Regions from separate parts of the Mus musculus genome. Here region 1 is linked to region 2. The links are chromatin loops, found by intact Hi-C in ENCODE. Cell type or tissue: gastrocnemius. All regions are shown on one strand. Each heading gives the region's core, and the rest is flanking DNA. Links, peaks and the distances in the headings are about the cores only. Region 1 overlaps Tbc1d32 (TBC1 domain family, member 32). Region 2 has its middle 39 kb from the start of Gja1.

Region 1 (15,441 bases), core at 3,791-11,790, 170 kb before region 2:
ATCATTGATTGCATTTCCCATGGAACCAGATTTTACCACCTAAACTAAATATGTTGCTTTAACCTTAAATTATTATTCCATGGCTCTGATACAGAAGTGTGTGTATGTCTGTGTGTGTGTGTGTGTGTGTGTGTGTGTGTGTGTGTGTGTGTGTGTGTTCTCGTGCATATGGTAATCATTTTCTGAAAGTAGCCAGGAGACTAAAAGCAATCTCAAAATAAGCAAATAGCTACAAATGTTAGAAGTGACATGTGGATGGATATAGGATGGTAACATATGTGCTTCTTTCCAATACCCTTCTGAGTCAGTTGGAATCAGTAAAGTAACTTCTAGTAAAACTGTTCAAGATTTCTATAAAAATGTATTCATCATCCCTTTCATGTACTATGTTTTCTATGTTCAATAAACAAAGAACAAAGCTCTCTGTTAGGGAAAGACACAGGGATAGATCAGACACAACAGAGAATGCGGACAGGAGTCACAAACTAAAGATGAATGAAAGGCAGTGAAGGAAAATGGAGAATTCAAATTAGGACTCACTCTTGGACTAAATTAAGTCTCTTTCTTCATTCCTTGACATGACATTGATGCCAAGGCCCATCCCTGCCTGAGGATTTCTAAGCAGCTAATTGTGGTTGTGAAGGGTGAAACATTGTCTTCAATGGTGTGACATCTCGTCAAGTGTCCATGCGCCAGAAACAAACCCTCATTCTTGCTCCTATAAACAATCCAAATGCAGCCAACTGGCATAAGACCAGAATACAAGGCACGTTGAGGAGCAGAAGGGGATTAGCAGAGATGGAGTAGAAAAGAGAAGAGAGAGGGGTTCTGTTATAGACATACACTTCATACATGTATACAATGGCATAATTGAAGCCATTATTATGTACAATTAGCATATGCTAATGAAACACTAAAATAAGTTTTAGAAAAGTTAAGCCAAGCGACTCACACAGGAACATGCCTATGAAATATATGTCATTAAGTCAATGAATTAGTCATAAAAGCAATAAAAAAGATTCCACATTCACCACATGTAAAACAGGAAACAAATTACATGAGTGGCCCCAGTACATAATGTAGAAGAGTGTATATAATTATGAAAAATAAGTGTTGCCATGCTTTAATAAATCTTCTCTGTGAATATTTAACTGCCTTTCAAATGTTAATAAGGGGGCAGAAGATCTGGCCACTGAGTTTTATTGTTCTTTCCCTTAGGAGGCAGCAGCGGTGAATGGGGTGAAGCAGCAAACTGCATGCTCCACTAGTGTGCTCCTTTGAATGAGAATGCCCCCCACAGACTCAGACTTGAATGCTTGGTCATCAGGAAGAAGCATGACTTGGGAGGAATTAGGAGGTGTGACTTTGTAAGAGGAGGTGTGGCTTTATTATAGTAAGTGTGTCACCGGGGATAAGCTTTGTGGTTCAACCACCCAAGCCAGAACCAGTGTTGCTGCCTGAGCATCTGGACATAGAACTCTCAGTTGTATTGATGTTTTGGCTTTTCTTGAGACATTGTAATGAGTAATTTATGTCAGTCTGACTAAATTTGAAGACTAGCTAGAAAAGTGATAAAGCATTATTTGTGGGTATATCTGTGAGGTTTTCTCCAGGGGATTTTGGTGTACAAATCTCAGTAGACTAAGTGGACATGATCTATCTTCAGTGTAGAGAAGGTGCCATTCAATTGGATGAGGGTCCAGATAGGAAGACAACAGAGAGCTTAGCCCTAGGAACCCAGGAGCACTCTTTTGCCCTTTGAAACCAAAATCACCAGTTTCCTGGCCTTCGCAGCCCAAATCTCACAACAGAAGACTCTCGACCCTTGGACTAAGCAATATAATCAACATCCCAGAATCTACTCTTCAAATATCCTATCCTACATAATAGTGGGAACGAATACCCCTACTTGATTCTCTCCTCACTCATACATTGATCCATGAATCTATCCTACTGGTTCTCCCTAGAAAGCTCTAATCAACACAGATAGTAATAACAGAGGTTAGGAAACATCTTCTTCCCTAGCACTACTTTCCTGTAAGCACATACTCATAGGTAACATTGCCTCTTTCCACCTATTAATCACTCTGTATTCTGTATGAAGGAAGAATGAATTTATGGCTCTTGTATTCAAGAGTGCCTCTTTTCCAGTACACTCCATCCATAATGGCAGTTCTCAAGCTCTGGGTAGAAACCCTTTTGGGGGCCATATATCAAATATCCTACATATCATATATTTACATTCCATTATAGTCACAAAATTATAGTTATGAAGTTGCAATGAAAATAATGTTATGGTTGGAGGTCACCACAACATGAGGAACTGTATTAGGAATTCCAGCATTAGGAAGGCTGAGAATCTCAGCTCCATAGGAAGCAGCTCCCTCTAGCAAACATGAATTCTGCTCTGTTTTATGTGCAATGAAGTTGATGACAGTGAGGTGTGCATCTGAGGAAAGCATACGTCTACAGATGGGGGCTGGACAAAGCCTGTCTAATTTCTCCATACTCTCAACAAAAAGGAGAAAAAGAAGCAGTGGATGCGTTTGTTAACCATTTTATAAATAAACAAACATGAAAATTCCAGAGAATGAACTATATTGAACCTTTAAACTTTTCCTAGCGGTAGCTCACACCTTTAATCCCATCACTTGGGAGGCAGAGGCAGGCGGATTTCTGAGTTCGAGGCCAGCCTGGTCTACAAGGTGAGTTTCAGGACAGCCAGGGCTAAACAGAGAAAGCCTGTCTATAAAAACCAAAAATAAACAAACAAACAAATAAACAAACATTATTAGATTTTATAAGTTAAGCTCTATCCTATAAAAGAGAAAGAAGCAAGGTCAGCATTTAGCAAAGAAGATCCCTTAAAGCCGCCCTACTATGATCTACACTGTGCCAAAGCTCAACCATAAACTAAAGGAAAAACTTAGAAAATGTAGATCACTAAACTTTAGTTTAATAAATTATTTCCTTGTTAACCTAACATCATAGCCACTTAATATTTCTAAAGAAGCACAAATATATACAGTGAACTACTAACCTACATAATTGTCAAATGCTGAAACCATAATTAAACTGCACTCTTGCCATATTTTGAAAACTAAGTAGATCTCTCTACCGTGTAGAAACATTTTACTTCTACCATCCATGCAAGATCCCTTACCAGTTTTATTATTTGATAATTCTCTGATATTTCTGAAAACTTTATAATCCACCAAGCTTCCTAACACAAAATATAAATACAGGATGAGGTAAAAACTATTCACTATTTCTACATTTGTAACAACTATCACATAATCTATAAATAATAGTAATTGTATAAAATGTAATTTACCTTGAACGTGTACATACACAGTTTAACCTCCTGGAAAATGTTTTTCTACCATTTTCCATTGCATTTCAATTATTTCTAAATTATCTCAACAAATACAATAGAGAGATGCCAAACAATAATAATTACCTGTTCGGAGACACCTGGCTCACTGAGGAAACAGAATCAGAGCCCTCTACTGGAGTGGGGATCCTTTCTGATAGCAAGCTTGTCTAAGAGAAATTAATGGGTTAGTTCATTTTTCTGCTTTTCTGACCAATGACGCTATTCACAAGATTTCTAATTCTGTAGTTCTGTTGTTAATCCTTGATCTCTTTTAAGTCAGTTGCTTTCAAAATTAAATTATCTGGCTCAATGAAATTGAAAGACTTAGCAATCCACTGGTTTGTATATGGCTCCTGCTGCATTGTGTTCTTGATATTTTAATCTTCACAAAGAAAGGGACCCTATACAAAGAAAATTCACCTCAAACTTCTGCTAGCAGAGTACAAACTTTTGTGGTAATCAGTTAAAGACTTAGACCCTAGCTCTACTGAGAAGGAGGTTCTGAAGTCACCCTGTGCCAAGTTAAGAAGTATGGATAGCTAATACCAACTACCACAATGCTGGAGAAGTAATATTTAACCTAGCATGGTGGCACACGCCTTTAATACTAGCACTCAGGAGGCAGAGGCAGGCAGCTCTCTGTAAGTTCAACACCAGACTGGTCTATATAGTAAGTTCCAACCAGAGCTCCATAGTGAGACTCTGTTTCAAAAAGAGAGAGGGAGAGGGAGAGGGAGAGGGAGAGGGAGAGGGAGAGGGAGAGGGAGAGGGAGAGGGAGAGGGAGAGGGAGAGGGAGAGGGAAGGGGAGGAGGGAGGGAGGGAAGAAAGGAAGAAAGAGAGAAAGAAAGAAGAGGGAAAGAGAGATACATGTACCATTAAAATACCCTATCTATGATAAGGTATTACAATGATGTGTAACTGAAATCAAGGTCTGCAGGGAGGGAGTCTGAAGCACATACCTTCTTCCATGCCTTTGCTATGGATTCATGTAAACCATAAGGAAGCAACACCTGTAAGCCTTCGCAGGTACCGTAGATCTGACGACACACAGAAATAAAAGCTCCTTTAACTACAGGCAACATTTCCGATCCAGAAAAAATAGAAATATCTTCTTCAAGAAGTTTCTTTGAAAACTTGGCTATTATATGAGCACCTGTAAGACTAAAAAAAGACCACAGATGTGACCCCAAACCCAATTGAGCCTGACATCATGGAGCACTAACAATACAGCTTGTCTCCACAAGCTCACTTACTTTTACATATCTCATAGGCTTTGACTAACAAGTCGGTATCCCTGATTCACCAATGTGCACATGTCCAGTCATGACAAAGGTTTCTGTAGAACACAGGAAAGGGCAACCAGGTGGGAGAAACAGCAAATCTGATGATACTTAAAAGAGACACATGGATGCCATGAACCAGGTCTATGCATGAGTGTTCTTACTTTTACAGTGAGAATACCGTATTATTTGAGCTGTTGCTACCTTCCCCATTACAATAACAGCATCTCAACACCCTATCTCAAAGTTTGAGATCGTTTCTCCAGCAAATAATAGTAGCGGAGATGGGGAAAAAAATGCTTCCAATGTGAAAGCTGCTGTTTTAAGTATTTTAATGTGCTTACATTGTTTCTTTTTCTATAATCCTTTAAAGCGGGAGAATATATGTACAGATTACAGAAGTAGCTTGCATAATAGGACACAGCTAATGGTGAGAGAGAAGCAAGATCACTTAGTCTGTCTAACCCCAGAGAGAAGCAGTACTGACACTTTTTCTAGATTTTTAAGAAAGCAAAAGCAGTAAGCATGAGATGTGAGAGAGCCGTCTAGCCTCCAGTGCCTTCCGCCGCAGCTGTATAAACACATTTCCATCCTTGCCTTGCATATGCAACCCAGTGTACACCTCCAAATAACAAAATCTCTATTTTAAATGTAGTGTATCCACACAAAAATTACAACTTTTAGTTAGACAGCCCATATCAAACTTCTCTTTAGTCTCTCAAGGAAGTCATTTCCCCTAGATGGGTTTGTTTAAATTACACTCCCTATAAGTCCTGCGGGCTATGCCCTGTGATTCATACTCCCTGTGAAGTTTTTCTCCAAGTCAATGACTCAATAGTTTTTTATTTGAATAACTGTTTCCCCACAGTATCTTCCAACCCATTTCCCATTTCCTCAAATGTTCTCGAAGATAATAATTAGGTCTGAGGCTTGAACGTTAGTTCTTTGTTTCTTCCTTGGTAAATAGCTTCATTGGTGATGTGTGCCTACTGCATAAATCACATATTTGGTGGCCCCACTTTAGGTGATATTAAAAGTTAGCCTGGCAGATGACACCACGCTTGCATTTCTAGTAAGAAAGGCTTTTTCACCAAATGATTTTAGTAATTATTGTAGTGATTGCCAAGATTTCATGAAGAAAGACTTCATGAATATTTTCTGATTCAAGAATTTTGTTGGTATTAAGCAACTAGACTTCTGCAAAGAATGTTTCCTGGGTAACTTGTTAAAATACAGTGTGTAAATGAAAGTTAGAAAAATATTCTAATATCAATTTGCAAAATAATAAATATACTTGGTATCATAGCAACATCAAAAAGAAATTATTCAGTTCATGTGTGCTTTATTTTTACTATTTTTATTATTTTAATATCTCTTTAATCAATGTTTTTATAGACCTAATAATATTTTACCCTATTGTACCCATTACTTTTTGACCCTTAAGTTACATGTCTTAAGACAATAGACTCTTTCTTGAGGAACTTTTGGCACTATCCTGCTAGTTTTAAACAGTTACCTTGTTTTCTAGAGTAAAAATTATGTAAGGATGATTCTGTATACTTCTTATTTCTGACCTAGAAACAGTCATTTCTTCAAGGCTTCCTGTACCCCCTTATGGGGAAAAAAGAAAGATAAATATCATTCCTTCTAGGTCTTTGCCAGGGTAGTGACCTGAAAAAAAAATCTTTTTAGAAAAAAAAGGAAGCTCATAATTGCATTTCCATTATGTGCTGAACAGTCAAATTTTTGTTTCTTTAATTTTATGATTTTATATTGTATCTTACACTGAAAAGTCTTAGTGCCAAATGCCATTACCTAGTCATCTATTATCCATAACAATTTTAAAATAACACCAATACTGCTTCTAAAAATACCAAATGCAGCTGGCATTGAAGATCATTTCCCTTACACTACACCCAAATACAGTTCAATCACGTTGAGAATAGCTGCAGTAATTCTCTTTCTACACAACTTTGTCACTAACCAGCCTGTGAAGTTTCCTTACTTGTTTGTCTCACAGGTTTTAAAACTTGTGAGTTCTTTCTTCTTTATTTTGTTTATCATTTGGAGCCTAAAGCAACTATTTAATTGTAACCTAAAATCTAAGTATGATCAATGTGTATCTCATGGAGAACATTTCTCCATGTATGGTTTCTTCTGTTGCCTGGAACTAACGGTTTTCCTTGCCTTTCAATCTGTCTAAGCAATATAAGCAAATGGATGGCTCTTACTGTCCTGCCCACAGAGGGCAGTCTGTAAACATTCATTTGTGCTTTCTCCCTTTGCACTTAATGCCAACACTAACAGCATAAGCTGTCCAGAAAAACACTGCCAATTCTGTGTGGGGGGTGTGTGCTTAACAAAGTCCCGGGACAACCTGGAGATCAGAGGACAATTGCAGCAGTCACATCTCTAGTTCTACCATGTGAGTCCCAGCAATTAAATCCAGGTCATCAAGTTTAGTACGAAGTACATTTCCCTGCTAAGGTATTCCCTAGCCCCCTAATTCCTTTTTACAGCTAGCAAGCTGCTCATGGCTCCAATGTGAAAAACAAAATTTAATGAGCCGGACTCTTTCTAATTGCATTTGCAAACATTCCAACCTTTCTACTAAGGAAACAATCAGGGTACCACACAATGATAATCAGAGGTCACTTTTGGTAGTTTATATCTTGTTTGTCCCACTTCAATGTGACAGAACCTTTCTTTAAAAGCAAAAATACATACACACCCTAGAGGCAGTACCTGGCAAACCCCTGATTTATCCAAATTAATAATATCCATACAAAAACAGAGAACCTATATAAGGATATAAGGCGAGGCATACTAGCACTTTTCTTTTTAGTTTTTCTAATCAGTAACTTTTTTTAATTTTATAAGCTTTGCTACTGAAAACAAAAACAAAAACCTTGCAAATAAATAAATTTGTCACATACCCAAATTACCCAGACTCAAAGTCGATGCTACTTAATGATCTTACATACAGTTAAGGTTGACAGGTTGACGGGGGATCATAGTTCAAGGCTGGATTATATTATTAGTGAGGCAATATTTTAAAAAGGAAATGATTTTGTAGAGGGTTAAGTAATAGATGAAAAGATCTTAGAATTCATGATAGGAGAAAAATGTTCCTTAAAAAAAGAAAAAGATTGTTAAATACTTAACAGCTCCAGTTCCAACAAACTAAAGGCATAATGTCTCTCTTTCCTCCATAAATTCAAAAAATTCATAAGTAAAACTAGTTTTTAAATGCATAAAAACCCTCCAGGAGAAAGCAAATGGGAAAGATAATGGGAAATTTTGGACTTGGAATGCAGAAGAGCTGAGTAAACCTAGAAAGTGCCAGTGGCCAGCCACAGTGCAACAGCTAGATTCATCAGACCTAGAAGTCTGATGAACTAAGTATCTCTGTGAGTGGGAACAACCAAACAACACTGAAAGCATGCGTGCCTAGAAGGAAGTTTATGGAAAACTATAGCCTCCAGGTTCCATTTAAAATTGCAAGCTGCCAGCCCTGGGACTTCTTGGAAGGCACAGAAATCAGGAAACAAGAGGGAAGAGCAAATCAAAATGCACACACTGAGGCCTGAGATCCAGCACCGCGTCAACACTAACTCCACTGAGATGTGTGGGTGTTCAGGCACAGGACTGCAGGAGGCTTCTGTAAGTGTGGGTGTTCAGGCACAGGACTGCAGGAGGCTTCTGTAAGTGTGGGTGTTCAGGCACAGGACTGCAGGAGGCTTCTGGAAGGTTTTTTCCAGTAAAATTCCATGCATTTTCAACAACAACAACAAAAAAAGTAATGACCACAAGCGACAACTGCCTTTGTAATCCTTACCAACAATTGTTTTAGACACCTAAGGGGTAATAAACCAAAACAACAGATTAAAAACAAATGAGGGGAAATGAGAAAGTATGAGGTGAAATGTCATTATCCACAGAGGTGAAAAAATTTACTCTGCTCTAAGAGCAATAAGATGTTCTGCTTTTAACACACCCACTCACCCACTCACTCATATAGGCACACACACACACTCACATATGCACACACATACACTCATATATGCACACACTCACATATCCACATACACACACATATGCACACATGCTAATACATACTCACATATATATAAACACTAACAAACACATATATGTTGTCATATACACTCATATATACATACACTCGCATATGCACACACATACACTCATATATGCACACACTCACATATCCACATACACACACATATGCACACATGCTAATACATACTCACATATGCATAAACACTAACAAACACATATATGTTGTCATATACACTCATATATATATACACTCACATGTACACACACATATGCATGCATACTTACATATGCACACAAAAAACTCACATGTATGCATACGTGCACACACAAACATGATCAGCCCAGGAAGATTGTTCGGTAGGCAAAAGCACTTGCCATGTGAGTGCTATGCCCTTAGTTTGATCCTCATAATTCTATCAATATATAAGAACAAAACGAACTTTATAACGTTCTCATTTGAAACCCACAAATGTACCATGGAACATGCATGTCTGTGAGTACAACCATGTGTGTGCATGCATACACACACACACAATGCACACACACACACATGTACAAGCATATATGTAAACTAAATCAATAATATCAAAATATGATTTTCTGGAAAAAGCCACAAAATTGTTCAGTTTTAAGTTAGTAAAAATAAGAAGAAGAAGAGAAGAAAGAGAAGAAGAAGAAAAAGAAGAAGAGGAAGAGGAGGAAGATTAATAATAAGTAAAAAACACTAGCACCAGAATGAGAGGTTACATTTCTCACTACTGATTCCAGGCACTATCAAGATAGCAAGAGTGCATTATTGATAACATTAAACTATGTATAGATAAATAACTACATCATTTCTCTATAAAATACAACCTGCTAAATTCCACACGAAAACTCTCAACAGGTCTACTGAAGAAATTAAGTAATTAAAAGGATTAGATAATTCAAGGTACACGTTATCTCACACATGAATACTATCAAATACTTAGAGAAGTTATAACAGTTCTCTAGAATTCTGGCACACGAGAGAAGCAGGAGAAATCATTTCTAACTTTTTTATTGGATATTTTATTTATTTACATTTCAAATGTTATCACCATTCCCAGTTTCCCCTCTGGAAACCCCTTATCTCATACTCCCTCTTCCCACTTCTATGAGAATGGTCCCTCACCGACTTACTCCTGCCACTCCACCCTGACATTCCTCTACATTGGGGCATCAGGCTTTCCGTGAACAAAGGGCTTCTCCTCCCATTGTCATGTGACAAGGCCAACCTCTGCTACATATGTGGCTGGAACCATGGGTCCCTCCTTGAATACATTTTGGTTGGTGGTTTAGTCCCTGAAAGATCTGGGGGGAGTGGGGTCTGGTTGGTTGATATTATTGTTCTTCTTATGGGTTGCAAACCCCTTCAGCTCCTTCAGACCTTTCTCTAACTCCTCCATTGCAGACACAGTGCTCAGTCCAATGGTTGGCTGTAAGCATCCACCTCTGTATTTGTCAAGCTCTGGCAGAGCCTCTCAGGAGACAGCTATATCAGGCTCCTGTCAGCAAGTATTTCTTGGCATCCACAATAGTGTCTGGGTTTGGTGTCTGATTATGGGATGGATGTCCTGGTGGGCAGGTGACATCTGCCCAGAATCTTCTGGCTATTATAATCTCTGGTGAGAAGTCTGGTGCAATTCTGATATGTCTGCCTTTATATGCTACAACCTGCTAAATTCCACCTTTTTACCTTACTGCTTTTAATATTTTTTCATTGTTTTGTGCATTTGGTGTTCTAATTATTATGTGATGGGAGGATTTTCTTTTCTTTTCTGGTCCAATCTATTTGGAGTTCTGTAAGATTCTTTTATATTCATGGGCATCTCTTTCTTTAGGTTAGTGAAGTTTTCTTCTATAATTATTTTGAAGATATATACTGGCCCTTTAAGTTTGGACTCTTCATTCTCTTCTATACCTATTATCCTTAGGTTTGGTCTTCTCATTGTATCCTGGATTTCCTGGATGTTTTGGGTTAGGAGCTTTTTGCATTTCCATTTTCTTTGACTGTTGTGTCAATGTTTTCTATGGTATCTTCTGCACCTGAGATTCTCTCCTGTATCTCTTGTACTCTGTTGGTGATGCCTGTGTCTATGATTCCTGATCTCTTTCCTAGGTTTTCTATCTCCAGGATTGTCTCCCTTTGTGATTTCTTTATTGTTACTATTTCCATTTTTAGATCATAGATGGGTTTGTTCAACGTTTTCACCTGTTTGGTTGTGTTTTCCTGCAATTCTTTAAGAAATTGTTTTTTGGTTTTTTTTTTTTTTTTTTTTTTTTTGGTTTGGTTTGATTTGGTTTGGTTTGGTTTAGTTTAGTTTTTCAAGACAGGGTTTCCCTGTATAGCCCTGGCTGTCTTGAAACTCACTCTGTAGACCGGGCTGGCCTCAAACTCAGAAATCCGCCTGACTCTGCCTCCCAAGTGCTGGGATTAAAGGCGTGCGCCACCACTGCCCGATTGGGCTTCTATCTGTTTATCTCTGTTCTCTTGTATTTCTTTATGTCCCTTTTAAAGTCCTCTATCATAATCAAGAAATGTGATTTTAAATCCAAATCTTGTTTTTTCACTGTAGTGAGGTATTTAGGACTTGCTGTAGTGGGAGTACTGGATTCTGATGAGGCCAAGTAGCCTTAGTTTCTGTTGCTTAGCTTCTTGCCCTTGCCTCTTGCCATCTGGTTATCTCTGGTGTTAGTTGATCTTGCTGTCTCTGACTGGAGCTTGTCCCTTCTGTGGGCCTGTAAGCCTGCAATCTTTGGTGTGGCAGCACTCCTGGGAGACCAGCTCTCTCCTGGTGGGATTTGGGTGTGGGGGATTGTGGGACAGTCAAATATGGAGATAGGAAGGATCCTGTCCCCAGCTGCTATGCTGCCCCTGTGCCCTGTGAGCTCCTGGCATGCCCCCCTTTGGACAGTTACTGGTGTTTAACTAGCGGCCTCACCTCTGAGCTTAGGAATAAGAGCACTCCTAGGAGACCAGTTTTCTCCTGGTGGGATTTGGGTGCAGATAGCTGTGGGTCAGCCTTAGCTCCTGGGCCCATTTCTAACTTATGAAACCAACATTGTAGTAATATCAAAGAACAAAGATATTCCAGGTTCCAAGGCTAGTGTCATTTGTCAATGTGACAAAGATCCAGAATAACCACTAGAAACTCAAAGCCACGATGGGAGAGAGGAATGGGTACCACAATCAGGTATGATTTAGCCCCTGAGTATGGCTGCTTGGCATTTTTTTTTTTTAGGTATTTTCCTCATTTACATTTCCAATGCTATCCTAAAAGTCCCCCATACCCTCCCACCCACCCCCACTTTTTAGCCCTGGTGTTCCCCTGTCCTGGGGCATATAAAGTTTGCAAGTCCAATGGGCCTCTCTTTCCAGTGATGGCCGACTAGGCCATCTTTTGATACATATGCAGCTAGAGTCAAGAGCTCCGAGGTACTGGTTAGTTGATAATGTTGTTCCACCTATAGGGTTGCAGATCCCTTTAGCTCCTTGGGTACTTTCTCTAGCTCCTCCATGTGATCCATCCAATAGCTGACTGTGAGCATCCACTTCTGTGTTTGCTTGGCATTTAAAAGCCAATTAATGTAATTAATGTAATTTATCATATCAACTGGCTGTGCATATTATAGTCATTTAGGGAAGCAAGGTCTGAGGCACAGCCTGCTATCTATTAAAGGGGAAGTGGGGTAGAATCTGAATAAATTACAGCAAACTGAAATAAGAGTATAATGCTAAAATAAAAATGATCTATTATTCTGCACTCGGCCAAAAAAATGTCCATGTTGTATTTAAGAACTGAGATCTCAGGGTGGCATATATGATGCCAGTTTTAATAACCAAGAGTAAACACTTTCATAGGTTCACAGGTTTGCTGAAGTATCACACCATCAGAAGCACAGAGTCTAGAAGCACGTGAAGTCTACTACGGGCAAAGGCAGAGCTAGGACAGGGTAACAGAAGAGGAGGAAAGGTGTGCCTTCTCCTTTATGAATCTGTTTGACATGAACTAAATTCTTGTGGCTTCAGACGGCTGTGAGATGGTATTGGATCCCATCTGGAATGATTGCTACTATCCTTATTGTGAGCTAAGATTAGGTAAGAAAGGGTCTGAAGAGGTGGCTCCATTGTTAAGAGCACTTACTACTCTTGCAGAGGATCCAGGTTCCCAGCACTTGCATGGCAGCTCACAACTGTCTGCAGTTCCCCTTCCAGGGCATTCAATTCTACTCTCCAGGGATGTCTGAATGCATGAATGTAGTGCATATAAAGTCATGCAGGCATATATACATACATACATAGAAAAACAATAAACATGTAAAAAAGACTTATCAAAGATAGTTTAATGTGGACCTGTTCAGGAAACCTGAGTACTCCCAAATAGTTAAGAAGATTAAAACATGCACGCACCTTTCTTCTTCAGAAGAGTTCATATTTTCTCCATACAGAAGTAAGATGAGTCCTTCCTCGACAGAAGCGATTCTTGCCAAAATATCAGCTATATGAATTAGAGCTGTCTCAGAGCAATCTGGAGCAGCCTGCACATTAAAAAATAAAAATAATAATGATGACAAGACAAATCATATAATTGTACGATGTAGCAGAGGTGATGTATGCAATCTAATAAAGTTATATCGCAAGTACAACAACAGAAACCTTCACAAATGCCGGTTGTGAAATAACATATCTGAGGTACATACAACATTAGATGATACTCTTTTACTAGCTGTGCTGATGAGGCAAATCAACCCAAGATTTTCACATAAGCCAGTTACTGAGAATCACTGTCTGTGTTACAGATTCAAGTGTAATTCTGGCTACCAAATGTGATCTAGTTCCATACCAATCTGCATTATCTTCTATTTTTCAGGTACCACATTCCTACAAATTCATTGTGTCATATATGCTAATACACTATGGTTTTGTCTAATTGATGCCATCCCCTTATATACCTCGCTAGATAAAGGTTGACAAGGGACAGCCAGTTCACAAGTTGGATAACAGCCAATAATATCATCCACTCAGAAAACAAATTGTACCAATAATATCTGCTTACTTTAAGTGGAAGCATTAACAGATTGGCCAACTTTTAAGAAAATATCAAAAACAAATATTAAAACCTAGAAATTATGTTAATGATGAAGTTGGCTGACAGAAACTCCCATTATCTACTTATTGCTTTATACCTGCATGGATGCTGATATCCATATTCTATATATTTTAAAATGTGATTATATTAACTGATTTAGTGGTGATATGTCCATTGTGGGTGGTGCCATTCCCTAGTTTGGATCCTGGACTGTATAAGTGTAGGAAGATTGCCGAGCAGTAATATGTATTTGTCTCCATTCCTTAACTGTGGGAAACAACATGAATGGGTCCTTCAAGCTACTAGGTCCCAACCATGACAGACTGCCCCTTGAACTGGGAGCTAACATAAGCATGCCTTATTATTTTCTATGCTTATAATACCCAGTACAGAACACTGATATGGTAGTGAATCACTACATGACTCTAGATATCAGAAATTAGGTATTAGATGTCTAACCTTTTCTCCTTTAAGCTATTTTATTGAGTTAATTTGTCACAGCAATAATAAAGAGAAAACTACCTACACATACATATCTAGTAATTCCAGCACTCAGAAACTAAATGAGACGGGAGGATTGAGACTCTCAGGTCTGTCTAAACTGTGTGTAGAGACCATGCCCCTAGAAAAAAATTATACACATGTGTGTTTTATATATGTACTTACGTACCTCATATTCATATGTATAGGTATATGTATGTATGTATGTATGTTCTGTGTGTACACAGAAAATAGAAATGTAGATATACTTGAGTGCACACATGTGCACACACACACACACACACACACACACACATGACTATCCATCCACCCAACTCTATTAGATAATGTTTCCATACAAACTACTTTTTTTGACAGCTGTATCTAAAATGTGTTCCTTCTCACATGTATACTAATTCATACTTATATCTGTGTCCACATTTTTTGCCATACAAAGAGTTTTGCCTTAGAACTTTCTGTTACTCATGCTAAATATCTCCCATTTAGAAAGTGATTAGAGTGGCCTCCTTAAATAAAGGTGTGAGCATGCCTTACTGTCTTCCATATTGGTGCCACCCACACAGAGCACTGACACAGCACTGACTCCATAGGTGATGTTGATTATCTTAAATTAGGGACTAGAGAGCTCTGTGTATCAGTGGACTAGCCTATACCTAAAAAGGTACAATTCAGAAGCAGCAAGACAGCACTTGCCACCAGGCTTGATGAACTGAGATGGAACCCTGATGACAAAAGAGAAAAGGCTGAGAAAGTTCTCACCTGACCTCTACATATACAGCACAGCATGTGAATGCCATCCCAAATAAATAAATAAATACAGTACAATACCAAAAAACGCAAATAATAATTCAAACACAGGGCTGAATGCAGAACCCAGGAGAGGACATTTTCACGAACAGCAGGCATCACTCGTGGGAGGAGGGAATTTAAAAAGCACAGAGTGTATCATAGCACTGTTTAGAAAATGTGAACAGTGCATGTATACAGAAAACTTGGTAAATGCAAAGTGGAAAACAGTGACATTCATGCAGCCAACAACAATCCACGAGGTATTTGTGGCCCAGTGCAGTGTGGCGGGACCCAGGAGGGAGA
Region 2 (15,441 bases), core at 3,756-11,755:
TTTTTTTTTTTTCCTTTTTCCGGAGCTGAGGACCGAACCCAGGGCCTTGGGCTTGCTAGGCAAGCGCTCTACCACTGAGCTAAATCCCCAACCCCTTGTTGTCTTTTGCAATGTTGCCCTTTTCAGCTCTAATTTTATCAATTTGGATTATCTCTATCTTTTAATTACCATGGTTTATAGATTTTTCTCAAAGAACAACTCATCTAATACACTTTTTGGATATTGCTGTTTGTTTTCTATTTTACTGATTTCATTTCTTGGTTTATTTCTTGCTAGCTATTCCTTTTGGATGTTATTTCTTTATTTTTTTCAGGAGTGTTCAGGTGTAGCATTAAGTTGTTAATGTGTGATAGTTCCAATATTGTTATGTAGTCAATGCTATGAACTTGCATCTAAGAACCACCTTCATCATGTCTTATAAATATGGATATGTTGTGTTTTCACTTACATTCTGTTTTTTAAAGCTTTTAATTCTTTAATTTCTATCTTGACCCATTTTTGGGTTCAGTAATGAATTTTCAGTTTCCATGAATTTGTAAGCTTTCTGTTGTTTCTGTTGTTGATATCTAGCTTTAGTCCATGGTACTCAAATAGGATGCAGGAAGTTGTTTCAATTTTCTTGTCTCTGTTGAAGCTTGCTTTGTGTCAAAGTCTGTGATCAATTTTGGAGAAACTTGTGAAAGTTCCATGAGGCATTGAAAAGAACCTGTATTCTTTTGTGTTTGGGTGAAATGCTCTGTAAATATGTGCTGGGTCCACTTGATTTATGGCATTTTACTCCAACATTTCTCTGATTAGTTTTTTTCTATTTAAGTCATCTATTAGTGGAAGTCAGGTATTGAGGTTATATACTGTCACTGTGTAAAAGACTGTGTGATTTTAGCTGTAGTGGTCTTTATGAACTCGAATGCCTTTGTGTTTGGTGAATAGACAAGAGGAATTGCCATATCCTCTTTGTATATTTTTCCCCTTGAGGAATATGTGTTATCCTTAAATGACTATATCTGCTTTCTTCTCGAGTCTGTTTGCTTGAAATATCTTTTTCTATCCTTTAGCCTAAAGTTACCTGTACCTTTGATGTTAAGGTATATTTCTTATAGCATAAAAACAAATCCTGTTTTCAAATCTCATCTGTTAGTAAATGCTCAACCCACAAAATGCCCTCACAATGAACTCAAAGCTCAGTTGTTATAAACACAGGCTACACACCTAGATGGGGCAGAAGCACCCTAATTATCATTTAATCGTCTATCTAAGAAATCCCCAATACTTATGGCTCCCAGTAGTATGTGATTCTGGCTCCTCTGCTTCTCCTATAAATTCCATCTTACCTCTTCTTCTGTTTCCCTTCTTCTCTCCTCTGTACTCATCTCTAAAATTCTTAGCCTGCCTTCCTTTTCCACTGCCCAATCACAAGTGCTCACCTTATCTTTTGCCTGCCCTCACCTACATATAGAGAGCAATCCACATCCCCCCACTCCCTGCTTTTGTCCAGTTAAAAGGCTCTGTCCTCTCAAATATAAATTGAACACAACTTTTGCCATTTTGTAATTTATAAAGTATAAAATACACCTTGCATCTAGTCCATCATTTGTGTCAAATAAATTTAAACATTCTGTTATCTATCCAAACTTTAAAAGGCTTAAAATCCATGTTATGTTATGAAAACTACCTTCACAAATATATTTTTTCAATGTTAAATAGACTAGGTTGGCTATGAACCTATAACTAGTCTTTCAACCCCACCAGAAATCTGAGAATGACCAATATCTGAAACTATTAGAAGCTTAACACAGCCTCTAGAACTGTGGGATGCTGCCATTTTAGTTATTTCCTGCTACACTTCTTCTACCTGGATAGGCATCTCCTTTTTTAGATTAGTGTAATTTTCTTTATGATTTCACTCAAAATATATAATTTTTGGTTTTTGAGGTAGGTTTCTTCTTCTTCTTCTTCTTCTTCTTCTTCTTCTTCTTCTTCTTCTTCTTCTTCTTCTTCTTCTTCTTCTTCTTCATCATCTTCTTCTGCTGCTGCTTCTTTCTTCTTCTTCTTCTTCTTCTTCTTCTTCTTCTTCTTCTTCTTCTTCTTCTTCTTCTTCTTCTTCTTCTTCTTCTTCTTCTTCAGTGCATTTAGTAAAATCTATTAAAAATCAAAACAGCATTCCCTAAACCCCAAGAGACTGTTTGACTTTTAATAACCAGTGGAAAAAGAAGACTATGAAATAATACCTTTGTATTTCTGAATGGAAATTGTTATCATATGGAACTTATACATATTCAAATTATCAGGCATTAGGTAGAATAAGGTTATGTAGATATTTATGACATAAAGTTTAGAATATACCTTCTGCTATGTTTCTCAGAAAGTCACTAGAAAATGTCTCAAATATGAAACAAATGAGCCTAAAAGTACAGAGATGAAGGCATAGAACATAGAATACCCCATCTAGGAGAGGGAAAGGAATCCTCAGGTGAAGGAGTGGCTCAAGCCTAACAGGTGTCCAGTCCATTGTGAGCAGGCTAGAAGTCTTCCACGTAACTTCTTCCAAAATGTGAAGTGAGTAGAGCCCCAACAGACAAGCCATAAAGCTGGCTCAAGCCACTCCTGGCCCTACTTGCTCCCAGATGCATTCTTCATTGGTCCCCAGCTCTGCATTTTCAGTAGAGATGGCCCACTGGTGGATTTTAGCATCCCATGTAAGCACACTGTGCCTGAAGGCTGTGGTAAGGACTATGGCAAAGAAAATTGGTGATTTCTTTATCCTCTTCCTAGGGCAGCTTCTTCGGTATTTTCTTCACTCCATTTTCTACCTCTAGCCACCCTTAGACACGGATGCTGCAGGTTCACACCCTGGGGTACGGTGATACCACCTTTCTGCCTTTTTTCTCTGTCCTTGAGAGAAAAGCTAATCCTTATGGTGCTATTGCTACCACGATAATTACTTCATTGTCTCATTTTTGTTCCCTAGCTGCTCATTGTGTTCCAAATCTTTGCATTAAATTCCCTTTCATGTGAATTCTTGAAGTGCTTTCAGCTTTTCACAATGAGCACTGGTTTATGTTCAAATTGGAGGAAAGTGACTAGGAAGCTAAGAATAGCAGCAAACCCAAATAATTAATAGCATAAATTTGGGCAAGAATGGGTAGTTGCTCATACATTACCATGTAGTTCATGACTTATTTTTATTTACATAAATCAAATAATACAGAGTATTCATGCTGTTATAAGTAAGAGACAATATAAGTCATCTAGTCGTCTTGATATGATATTAAACTCATCTGTTTGTCCGAATTTCACAACATGATAGATCAGGCCATAGACTTTCTCCTATAAAGCAGGAAAGAGACTCCTTTCACTTCAAGTGCTAAGGGTGACTTCTCCCATCTGGTAACAAAGGTTAAAGGAAGAATGTGAGGCTCTGGCTTTGGAAATCTAAGAAGAGAGTAGCTCTCCAAACAGGTATCAGAGTCATCTAGATCAGTCTAGCTACAACTATGGATTTTAATTGTTAACTTCTCAGGGGTGGCAGGTGGAGAAAACTCCAGCTTTGGGTAGCTGTGATTTAATGGACAGAACACTATGAATGACATGGGGGGATGTTCAGAAAGCTGTAAGGAGGCCAACTGAATTCAAGATTAGGAGAGCAAGCTCATTCCCACAAAGAGCTCAGGTCCAGTAGTGAGATCAGACAAACAGTACAGTGCTTAGCACTGAGACCAAGAAAATCCTGCTTTCCACCATTCTCTCAACAACCGCCTCCAAAAAAACTCCAGATTCCTTCCTCCACCCTTCCCCCAAAAAAATCAGGTGGAGTGGAATAATCCTATCTCGCAAAAGATGTTACATTGATATGAACCCAATTGGAAAGCAGAATGCACACACATCTTAAGTAAAACAAGATAAATTGTGTTACCCCCAACCCCAAAAGAATGTTTTTTTTTCTTGCTAATCCTACCATTTCAAATTAAATTAGGTTCATACCAGTGTCTGTGTTTCTTGACTCTCCAGGAAACATAATAAAGCTGGGTTTTCTTGCTCACTGGAGTTACAGTAGAGTCTATTTGCTACCTCACAACAAAAAGCTTTAGAGTTAGAAGCAAAGGTCTTATCTGCAAGCAGGCTGGAGCATTGGGAGCTTAAATGTCAAAGCAGAGGTGAAAGCTGAAGACAGAAGGACAGTTCTAAGTCCACTTGACCTTAGTGGAAATCTTGATATCTTGTCAAGGACTCATCTCCCTGCATTTGGACTCTGGCTTCTACTCCCTTCCCAAACTTTAACGTCGCAGCTTTACATCGGGTCATCTGTAAAAATAAACCAAAGAAGGACCCCAAGTTCCCTGTGGCATCCATAGAACAGTCTCAGTTGCAAATTTATAATGAGTTTGGTTGCAGCTTACTTTGTAGAAGGATCATAACAGTAAAAGTCTGATGAAAACGCAATATGTCAGCGGACAAGAGAATGTTTCATTGCTGGATATAATGATGCCAACATGCCTATAATCTCAGCACTTAGAGGTGTGGGTAAGGTAAGTGCCATGAAATTGAGACCAGACTGAAGTACTTAGTAAGTACCAGGTCAGCAAGGATGCAAAGCCAATGTGTGTAGGGAAGGGGATTATTTTCAATAGGAATAACTCAGAATTCAGCACTTGCTTGTATCTGTGGGTGGTCAAAATAGATGCATGAGGAAGAGGGGCAGAAGGAAAGCTAGCCCTCCCAGGAGGGTGACTTCCTTTTATAATTCGAGGAGGCCCTGCTTATCCAAGACCTTATTGCGTCAACATGTACTTTTTTGTATGGTTTGAATTCTGTAGGCCCTCAACAAAACTGTGGAGTTGGGTAATAGTACTTTGAGATTTATAACTTTCCTTTAGATAGATTTCTCCCTGTCATTTTTACAGTGTGTGATAGATGGCACAGACGAGAAGCTGTGATTCCAAGAATTAGAGCAAATCTGCAAGGTCACATTACTGGAATATGAGGAGCTAGAATTCAAAACCAAGTCTCGCGGCTGCAAATCCCTTTCCACTCCAATTCCTCCTCGGATTGATCTGATTTGCAACAGGGCAATAGTTCTCCAACCTTAACTGTGCCCCAGTAAATTACTCATGCTTTTTCTTTATCATCGAAAAGTAGTTTGTCAAGAATCACTGTCAGAAACCCTTAATCTGGTAGACTCACTGCCCTTCTAAATTTAACTCTCTAGCAAATTATGCACAGGCAGAAATTCCTTGCCCTGCAAGCTTTAGGTTCTGAAATTTTCTGCAGTGCGTGACAGACCTTTTTGGTCTTGTTATATCAATGATGTCGTCTCAAAGAATGCTTTGAGAATAGATAATGTCACCTGATTGATGGGATCAGATGTGGCATGAGACAATCAAGTATCAGTTTAAGAACCAAAGCAAAGAAACACCTGATGCTCTCTGAGGTTCAATAAAGCAAGGTGTCCATCTCTAATGATACAAATGCAATTGATAATATGATGTGTGCTTATCCACCACACATGCGGGAAGCTTCTCTGAGGGTTTGAAATCAAATATTTCCATTGTATTCCAAAGCCAGCTCCAGCCCAGCAATGCTGACCCACTGGGGGTAAATAATGTGTTTTAGAACATAAAATATTTATCCTTACTATGAAAATGGATAAGGACATTTAAAAATATTCAATATGTTACTTTAAGAAAAGAATGAGGATTTTAATAGATTGAGATATAAATTATATTCCTTTTAGTGTACAGAATGTTTTCAATATGGCAGTGATAGTTTAAAGCAGTTTAAATGATGAATTTTTCAGAGTGGTTACGTAATAATAGTCACTACAAATATTGTGACTACTTCTTCAAAAGGTCTTTTCATTGGGTTTTGTCTTATAATGGAGGCCCATGTTTTAAAAGATGGTCAAAATATATTGAGTGTGGAATCCATTCTTGCTTCCCTAGACCCCATTGTAGTGGTCCCTATGTCTGTGTCCATAATAGGCCTGGAGTGTCTGCCTACTAGTTTTAGTTCAAAGATAAATAAAGTAAGATGAAATGAAATAAAATAAAATGTACACGCACCACACATACTTAAAATTGACAAATACTAATTAGTTTTTTCATTATATATTCAAATGGGTAATACCTTAATATTATTTTTGATAAAGAGAATAGTAATTTACAGTCAACTTAATGTTTTGAGGACAGTTGTTTGGTTTGGGTGTTTTATTTGTGGTTTAGGGTTTTTAAGATTTTATTTGTTCTTAGGGGAGGAGGGAATCCATGCAGTGATGCACAGGAGGATAATAGAGGAGAGTGGTGTGGGCCCATTCGCTCCTTCTTCCTTTGTATGGGTTCTTGGGTTCTTGGCCAGATCCTCAGGCTTGTGTTGGTGAGTGCTTTAAATCACTGAACCATCCTATCAGCTATCCTATTGACTTTAGTTTGGTTTTGAAGACAATGTCTCCCTACTCAGTCCGGTCTTCCAATTTTTAATCTTCCTGCCTCCACTTCCTAGGCTCGGATTATAGATAGGTGTCACCATGAATATTTCAACCCAATGTTTGAAATACATTATGTTTATATTTAATATTTATGTATTATTAACATATAATAATAATTATTATTATCTAATATACATATGATTAGGATGTGCACTGATAGTGTTTGGGAATGCTTTCCCAGAAACCACTAAGTCCCCTATGTAATCTAAAATTACAAAGAAAGATCCTGTCTCAAAATAAACCAACAACCCAACAGAAATAATTAAATAGTTAAAATAACAACAGTGGCCTGAGCCTCATAGTGAATTCCAGTCCAGGGGGGACTATAAAGACCCTGCTTTTAACACACACTCCCCAATAATAAAAATAACAGTCAAATGTCAGTATTATTTTTCTTTGCACCATTTCTGTAATTGCTACTTTTTTTTCTTTGCCACCATGGCATGTGCACTTGACTATGTTTCTTATTTTCTAGTCTGTTTGGGGTTTTGTTTGTTTGTTTCTTGTTTTCTGTTTCATTGTTATTGTTGTTGTTGTTTTGGTACAGGGTCTCACAGTGTAGCGGCTGCTGGCCTGGAACTTGCTAAGTAAATAAGCTGGGCTCTAACTGATATAGATCTGCCTACCTCTGCCTCCAGAATGCTGGGATTAAAGGCATGTACCACGCCACACCCTCTCTTTTTAACAACAAAATCTTACTTTGCAGTTCTAGTTACACAAACCTTCACCACACAGCCCAGGCTAGTCTTGAACTTCCAGTCTTCCTGCCTCAACCACCCCCGACCCCTGAATTACAGATTTGGGCCTCTCATACCTATCGCATCACTTCACAAGATCTTTTGGATTAAGAAGATCCTTGCCAAGAAACAAAAGCAAAATTCTCCCATTCCTTCAGTGATTGGAAGAAAGATAGTATAAGATCATGTATAATGGAAGAGAGGACACTGGAGAAGAACCGGGCTAGGATGCTAGGACCAGCGGTTGGGATACAGTGCATATTTGTCACTCTATCCAAGTCTCTCTATCATCTCGCCACAGTAAGACGCAAGTGTCACCCTCTCTTCACAGTTGAGCGTGTTTTAATGGAAGCCTGGCTTTTAGTTTACTATCATTTTTTTTTTTTTTTTTTTTTTTGGTCGAGGCGAGGTTTTTTTTTGGTTTGGTTTGGTTTTTTGGTTGTTTGTTATTTTGTAATCTTGGCTGTCCTGGAACTTGCTCTGTAGACCAGGCTGGCCTCAAACTCACAGTTCCAATTAGCTCTCACTACCAAGTGCTGGGATTAAAGGTATACTCCACCACTGCCTGGCTTGATTTTTATTTACCTATTTTCCCTGAATTAGTTAGTAGGTTGTTTCAGAAATAAATACTTAGCTGGGCGTGGTATCCCACACCTGTAATCCGAGCATTTGGGGGATGTAGGCAGTATGTTTAGTTCAAGACTGTTATCTACTACATAACAAATAGACTGAGCTACATGAGACCTTGTCTAAAACAAATAACAACAACAACAAAAAGGAATGAATGAATGAATAGATAATAAATAATGAAATATACAAAATGTAATAAAAAATTTTAAAACCTGCTAGTGCTGAGGAAAAACTACTGTATGCCACCTTTCTCCCTTCACAGGCACTTCCTGGCAAACCTCTCCCAAGCAAGAAGACTCATAGCTTCTTTCTTCCCACTCACCCCCCCCCTTTTTTTTTCTTTTATTGGATATTTTCTTTATTTATGTTTCCCCTCTGGAAACCCCCATCTCATTCCCCCTCCTCCTGCTTCTATGAGGGTGTTCCTCCACCCACCTACTCACTCCTGCCTCCTCGCCCTGGCATTCCGCTACACTGGGTCATCTAGCCTTCACAGGACCAAGGGCCTCTTCTTTCTCCATTGATGCCCGACAAAGCCATACTCTGCTACATATGTAGCTGGAGCCATGGGTTGCTCCATGTGTACTCTTTTGGTTGGTGGTTTAGTCCCTGGGAGCTCTGAGGGGTCTGGTTGGTTGATATTGTTCCTATAAGGTTGCAAACCCCTTCAGCTCCTAGTTTCTGTTGACAGGGGGAGGAAGGAGTAGCTTGAATAACAGAAGTAACTCAACAGCAGCTCGCAGCTCCGCTCTGTGGTATGCTCCCTCCCTCTAGTGGTACATTCTGGAACTGCACCTGGCCAGACAGCCCTACTACCCTCAGGTAGAGGAAAATAGAGTCCTATACTCAACCGGCTAACCATTCCCTGTCTCCTCTGTTTCCTAGAACAAAATTTTATTAGAAATGTAATAGAACTTTGGAAATAGAATGTGGTCACCTTGAGGGAAAACTTAACTATACAATAGCAGCACACAGTAGGATAACCTTCAAGATAACAGGAACAAAACTTCACAAATTATGAGGGTTACCCGTCCATGTCCTTTCAGTGTGTCATTTTGTTATTGAATTTTTTAGCTAAGTTCATTCAAAATAACACATAAGAGCTTAAATATTAAAGCATGTTAATGAGATAATGTGATATTCCCATGCATGTTTACATTTTACAGTGTTTGGGTCACTGTAGCCTCAGCTAAACCGCTATCTCACCAAACAAGTGGGTCACCATTACCTTACTGTGAAAACTTTCAAAATGCTTTCTCTAGTCCTCTGAAAGTTCTGTTCCACTGTCTCTCATCACACCGCTCTGCCCTGTACCAGAATGACCCACACTAGGTAAAGGTCCTATATTTGTGGTTCTCTACCCTGTGATTTCAGGGTCTTAGAAACTACACGTGGAGTTGATGGTCGTTGGAATGACCAGCACAGGCTCATAGAGAGTGGCAATATTATGAGGTGAGACCTTGTTAGAGTGGGCATGGCCTTGTTGGTGGAAGTGTGTCACTGGGGATGGACTTTGAGGCTTCAAGTGCTCAAGCCAGGCTCAGTGTCATTGTCTGTCCCTACAGCCTGCTGATCTGGACGTAGACTTCTCAGCTACTCTCCAGCACCATCTCTGTCTGTGAGCTGCCATGCTTCCCTACATGATGACAATGGACTAAACCTCTGAACTGTAATCCAGCCCCAAGTTAATGCTTTCCTTTATAAGGCTTGCTGTGATCATGGTGTCTCTTCACAGCCATAGAAACCTTGACTAAGACAGAGTTCAAAACGTAGACTCAAGCACAATAATCTACCAGTGGTTGAGATCAATAAGCAATAGTTTCTAGGCCCATCAGTTCTTTCATATCGTTTCTTTGAAAGGTCCCTCATCCGTGCAAACACCCTCTCTGCCTACCCCACAGGTATGGGAGAGGAACTATGGCAAGGTTCAGAAGTGCTGGGGTACGGATTGGTCACAATCATCTCCTCTAAAGCTTGGACAAAGAAATAACATCCTTTCATCAAGCTGAAGTTTCAGAGGGTGGCAGCCATAAAACTTTATCACAAAATCAGTTTGTCCAATGGACTTTATACCATTTCCTCTACCTCTAACTAAGCCAGCAGATGAATTGAAAATTTTCTATAAGTATTAATAATTCAGCATTGATAACATACCCAAGCATGAGTAAGATATAGCATTCTTGATACTTTACAAAAAGATTGACATTGTAATATGTATATATTTTACATATATATACATATATATATTACAGAAGCTTATAACCATGTACAACAAGTTCCAAGCACCAACAATGGCGTCATTTCGGCTATAGATAGATAAAGAAGCTTTAACAGGAAATCCAAATATTTAAATGGAAATGAACATAGTCACCATTATATCAGGTACAAGAAACAGCTTGCTTTTCTACCAGGTTTAATTCCATCTGAGGTCAAGGGGCCCTTCTCTGTGGTGTCATGTTTATTTTTCTCACCAGCTCCTTTTTCTTTTCTTTTTTTTTTCCTGTGATTAAATCTTTTTTATTAGATATTGTCTTCATTTACATTTCAAATGCTATTCCCTTTTTTAGTTTCCTCTCCGAAAGTCCCCTATACCCTCCACTCCACCCCCACCCCCGACTAGCTCATTTTTCTATGTGGTGGTTTGAATATGCTTGGCCCACGGAGTGGGACCATTAGGAGGTGTGGCCTTGTTGGAGGAAGTGTGTCACTGTGGGCATGGACTTTGAGATCCTTCTCCTAGCTACCTAAGAAGCCAGCCTTCTTCTAGCTGTCTTCAGATGAAGATGTAGAACTCTCAGATCCTCCTGCCTGGACACTGCTATGTTCCTGTCTTGATGATAATGGACTGAACCTATAAACCTGTAAGACAGGTCCAATTAAATATTGTCCTTATAACAGTTGCTTTGGTCATGTTCACAACAGTAAAACCCTAAGACAGCTAGCTTGCTTTCTAGTCTTGTTCAGGGACTTCTTGTCAACTTTGCCACCCAACCTAGCACTGCAACCTCTTCCCTAGACCTAGATACTGAGCCCTAAGTTACTTTTGTGATTGCAAGTAAATGCTACATTACACGAGTGTAATTTCTTTGCTCACAATGGTTGTACCAGCATAGATGGCATCATACTCTTCCTCACTACTTAACCCAAAGAATGACTGACATATCCCAATCACTAAAATCCCCTTTCCACTGACCCATGGTCATTCCCAAGCTTTCTTACTTTCCTAATTTTCAGAAGTTCCTTTGGGAGTTGTTTTTTAATTCCTGCAACAAATCCTAAGTGGTTGGATGAATGAATGAATAAATGAATCTTTCTGTCAATCGCAGGTATTATTTATGGCTCCTGTAGAAGAATAATATCCTTCAGAACAAATAAAAATGAATTTAATGAGATACATATTGAAAGAATATTTCTTCAACCACTGTAAAACTGATGCTTGGATGATAGGATTTAAGCAGTTACTAGAATTCCAATCTGAATGCAGAGAATCTCTCAGCTATCTATAGTAAACATATGTAAAAATATGGAAATTATGAGGAAAATAATAGGATAAAACTCCAAAAATACTCATTTTATGAATAATGGAATTCCAATAGTTTTGAGCAAATTATTATCATTTTAATAGATTTCCCTAGATTTGTTTCCTTTTGCTTTTAAACATACACATGCACACACTGTTTATATTACTTTATTTTTTTCCCTCATGGCTTTTTATTATACAATAGTCTTTCCTCATAAACATAAAAGCTACTTTAAAACATTCATTTAATAGTCCTGTAATACATTTTATATTCTTTAAATTTATAGTTCTTATATTATTGGACAAAAGGATTACTTAAGTTGTTTTTGCTTTGTTTAGGCTTTTGAGCAAAGCATTATAACTAAAGCAATAATTAGCACTTGAATGTAAATCTTTTCACTGTCTATTTCTTAACATTGGTTATGGGTGTTATTAAAGGATGAAATTGTACCATGTTCATGTGTTTATTTTCTGGTAAGCCTTTGTTTCCCTTTTTTGTAATGATGCCATCTCCCCCATAACTCAAGTGGGTGTGAGAAAGGCCAAATCCATCTTGAGCTCTAGAGCATGAAAGAGGGCATCTACAGACATCTATAGTGTTGCGACCTCCTTGCAGTGATCAGGTCAGAATGAGGCGGTGAGCCTCCTTCCTGGTCTTTTCTATTAACTCTGTTGGAAGTTAGTGCCTGTGCACTAAGGATGGCCAGTTGGTATGAATCCAGATCGGTTCTCAACCAGCCACAGAAGAAAGGCGGCCTTTTCTGGAAGCCAACACAGAGGAAAGGCAGAAGACGCCACTGATGGAAGGAGGAGATTCCTAGTAACATCATCTAATAAATGCCCCTTTAAAAGCCAGGGAAAGGGGATCTGTCCGATGGTTCACACCTTTAATCTCGGCACTCAGGAAGCAGAGTCAGGTGGATCTCCGTGAGCCTCGGGCCAGCATCGTCTACCCAGAAAGCTCCAGGGCAGCCAGAGCTACAAAGCGAGGTACTGTCTCAAAAATAATATAATTTCTATAGTATAGCACGTGTGGTACAATACAGTGTAGTATAGAATAACTAGTATCGTACAGTATAGTACATTAAGTATAGCATAGCATAGTACAATTTAGTATAATTAGTAAAGTACAGTATAGTATAATAGGATACTGTATTGTATAATTAGTAAAGTACAAAATAATTAGTATAGTATACTACAGTATAGTATAGTACAGTATAACTATAGTGTAGTATAATTAGCATTGTATAGTATAATTAGTATAGTACAATTTATACTGTAGTATAACATGCTCTAATATAACATCAGTATAATATAATTAGTATAGAATGGTATTTAGCATAGTGTAATGAATATAAGTGGCTAGTAATATGACTCAATGCATAAAGGTGATAGCTGCCAAGTCTGAAGACCTGGGGACCAACATTATGTAAAGAGAGAACTGACTCCCCTGAGACTGAGACACACACAATAATAATAATAATAATATTCTAGCAAAATTATAGGGGAAAGAAGTGTTATTACAACACAGTCCAATGAAATTCAGAACATTATTAGATCATATTTTGAAATCTTACACTCAAAAAATCAGGATAACTTTTTAAAAATGAACAAATTTCTAAGTGCATATGACCTACCAAAATTAAAGTCAAGATATAAATAACTTAAACTTATTGTAGGAAATGAAATCAATAGCCGGGCGTGGTGGCACACACCTTTAATCCCTACACTTGGGAGGCAGAGGCAGGCAGATTTCTGAGTTTGAGGCCAGCCTGGTCTACAAAGTGACTTCCAGGACAGCCAAGGCTATACAGAGAACACACACACACACAAAGCCAGGACCAACCAGATGAATTCACTACTGAATTCTATCAAACTTCAGTGATATTAAAATTGATATTATCCAGACCTTCTTAATTTTTCCCACAACAGAAAGGTAAGAAACACTAAAAAAAAAAAAAAAAAAGTCATTATATGAAGTCAATATTACCTCAATACACAAAAAAGGCAAAGAGACAACAAAGAAAACTACAGACTAATTTCCCTGATGAAAGTAATTGAAAATTCTCAATTTGGCAAACCAACACATTAAAATTATACATAATGACAAAGTAGGCTCCATCACAGAGATGCTAAGTTACTTTAACATGCACACATCAGTAAACATAATACACCACATAAACAAATTTCAGGGTGACAATCACATAATCCTCTCACTAGATGTAGAAAATGCTTTGGCAAAGTTAATCATGCTTCGTGATAAAAGTCCTAAAGATATTATGAATAGATGGAACATACCTTAAAAATAATAAAAGCAATATACAACAAACCTATAGCCAATACTAAATTGAGACAAGTTGAGAACTTTTACTCTAAAATCAGAAATGGGACAAAGATACCCACTCTCCCCTCTCTTATTCATATTAATGTTCAAAGTTTTAGATATTGCAGTAAAATGAGAGAAAGACAAGGGACAAAAACAGAAACAGAAGAAGCCAAACTGTCTCTTTTTTAAGACAACATTTTCCTATGCTTTAAAGACCATATAGAACTTACCAGATAGCACTGAACTCTCATAAACACTTATGTACTGTGGCAAGATACAAAATAAGTATGTATGTATGTATGTATGTATGTATGTATGTATGTATGTATGTATCTACCTATCTATCTATCTATTTAGTTATTGTGAAAATAACTATACAACAAGAATTAGTCTGCTGGGCAGTGGTGGCACATGCCTTTAATCCCAGCACTTGGGAGGCAGAGGTAGGCGGATTTCTGAGTACGAGGCCACCCTGGTCTACAGAGTTACAGGACAGTCAGGGCTACACAGCGAAACCCTGTCTTGAAATGTTTTCCCGCCAAGAAAAAAAAATTAATCTACAGTCACAATGTGATACCCATCTGCATTACTTACTTTTTTGTTGCTATGTAAAAGAAACAAACAAAACAAGATAAGAAACAAAAACAATCACCATAAGCAAGAAGCAGAGAGTTTGAAATGAAAGTGGCAATCTTGGGAGCTTTTAAATCCTCAAAGCCTTCGTCCAGTGACACAGCTCCTCCAGCAAGGCTGCACCACATAACTCGCCTCACACAGCTCCCCTAACTGGGAATCAAGCATTCAAATGCCCAAGCCTATGGGGAGTGTTCATCATTCAAACCACCGCATTTCTCTGTGGCTCTCATAGTCCAATAGCCATGTCATAATGTACAATGCATTTCATCCAACTTCAAACTCCTCAATGGTCTTTCACAGACTTAATACCATTTAACATGTCCAAACCCAAAGTTTCTTCTGAGACTCAACATTTTTTGTAACTTCTGTAACACTAAAAAGGAAATCACATACCTCTAAGATATAGAATATGCATTTACTATTCTGAAACAGAGGAATGGGGACCCATCAAGGAAGTACTGAATCAAAGCAAAACCTAAACTCAGCAGGGAAATTCTAAGCACTGTTACTAGGTGGGACCTCATTAGAAAAGGTGTGTCACTGGGGGAGAGCTTTGGGGTTTCAGAAACCCAAGCCAGGCCCAGTGTCACCCTTTTCCTGCTGCTTTCAGATGCAGATATAGAACTCTCAGCTACTTCTCCTGCACTGTGTCTGCCTGTGTGTCTCCATGCTTCCTGGCATGATAATGGGCGAAACCTCTGAAACTGAAGCCAGCCCCAATGAAATGTCTTCCTTTATAAGAGTTGCTGTAGTCATGGTGTCTCTTCACAACCTGCCTGCCTCTGCCTCGTGAGTGCTAAGATTAATAGCATGCACCATAATGTCTAGATAAAAGTATTAACTGATTTACATTTTCTGTCAGTTTCATACGTGTACACAAATTCCCTCTACCTCCCCTTAACCCTTTCCACTCCTGAAGATCCGTTCTTCTTTCCTTTTTTTTTTAAAGATTTATTATTTATTCATTATATGTAAGTACACTGTAGCTATCTTCAGACACACCAGAAGAGGGCATCAGCTCTCATTACAGATGGTTGTGAGCCACCATGTGGTTGCTGGGATTTGAACTCGAGACCTTTGGAAGACCAGTCAGTGCTCTTAACCGCTGAGC

Evidence for each region. Peaks named below come from ENCODE experiments on the same cell type or tissue, not always from the same donor. Only the 100,000 strongest peaks of a DNase experiment are listed, where the experiment ranks them.
Region 1: it touches region 2 in a loop (4-fold over the local background); 5 of 42 quality-filtered maps call a loop at or near these places.

The regions. Positions count from the first base shown.
Region 1 is chr10:56,157,675-56,173,115 of GRCm38, forward strand. Tbc1d32 (TBC1 domain family, member 32) reads right to left here. Exons shown (of 33, transcript NM_001033385.3): 15 at 13,170-13,297; 16 at 4,337-4,538; 17 at 3,461-3,543. Among named protein-coding and RNA genes, the nearest start is that of Msl3l2, 58 kb to the left of the region's middle. In gastrocnemius, for the core only: no CTCF peak of the experiment used is centred there; DNase peaks (open chromatin) are centred at 6,974 and 10,266.
Region 2 is chr10:56,330,679-56,346,119 of GRCm38, forward strand. No RefSeq gene overlaps it. Among named protein-coding and RNA genes, the nearest start is that of Gja1, 39 kb to the right of the region's middle. In gastrocnemius, for the core only: a CTCF peak has its summit at 8,630 (motif pointing left); a DNase peak (open chromatin) is centred at 8,621.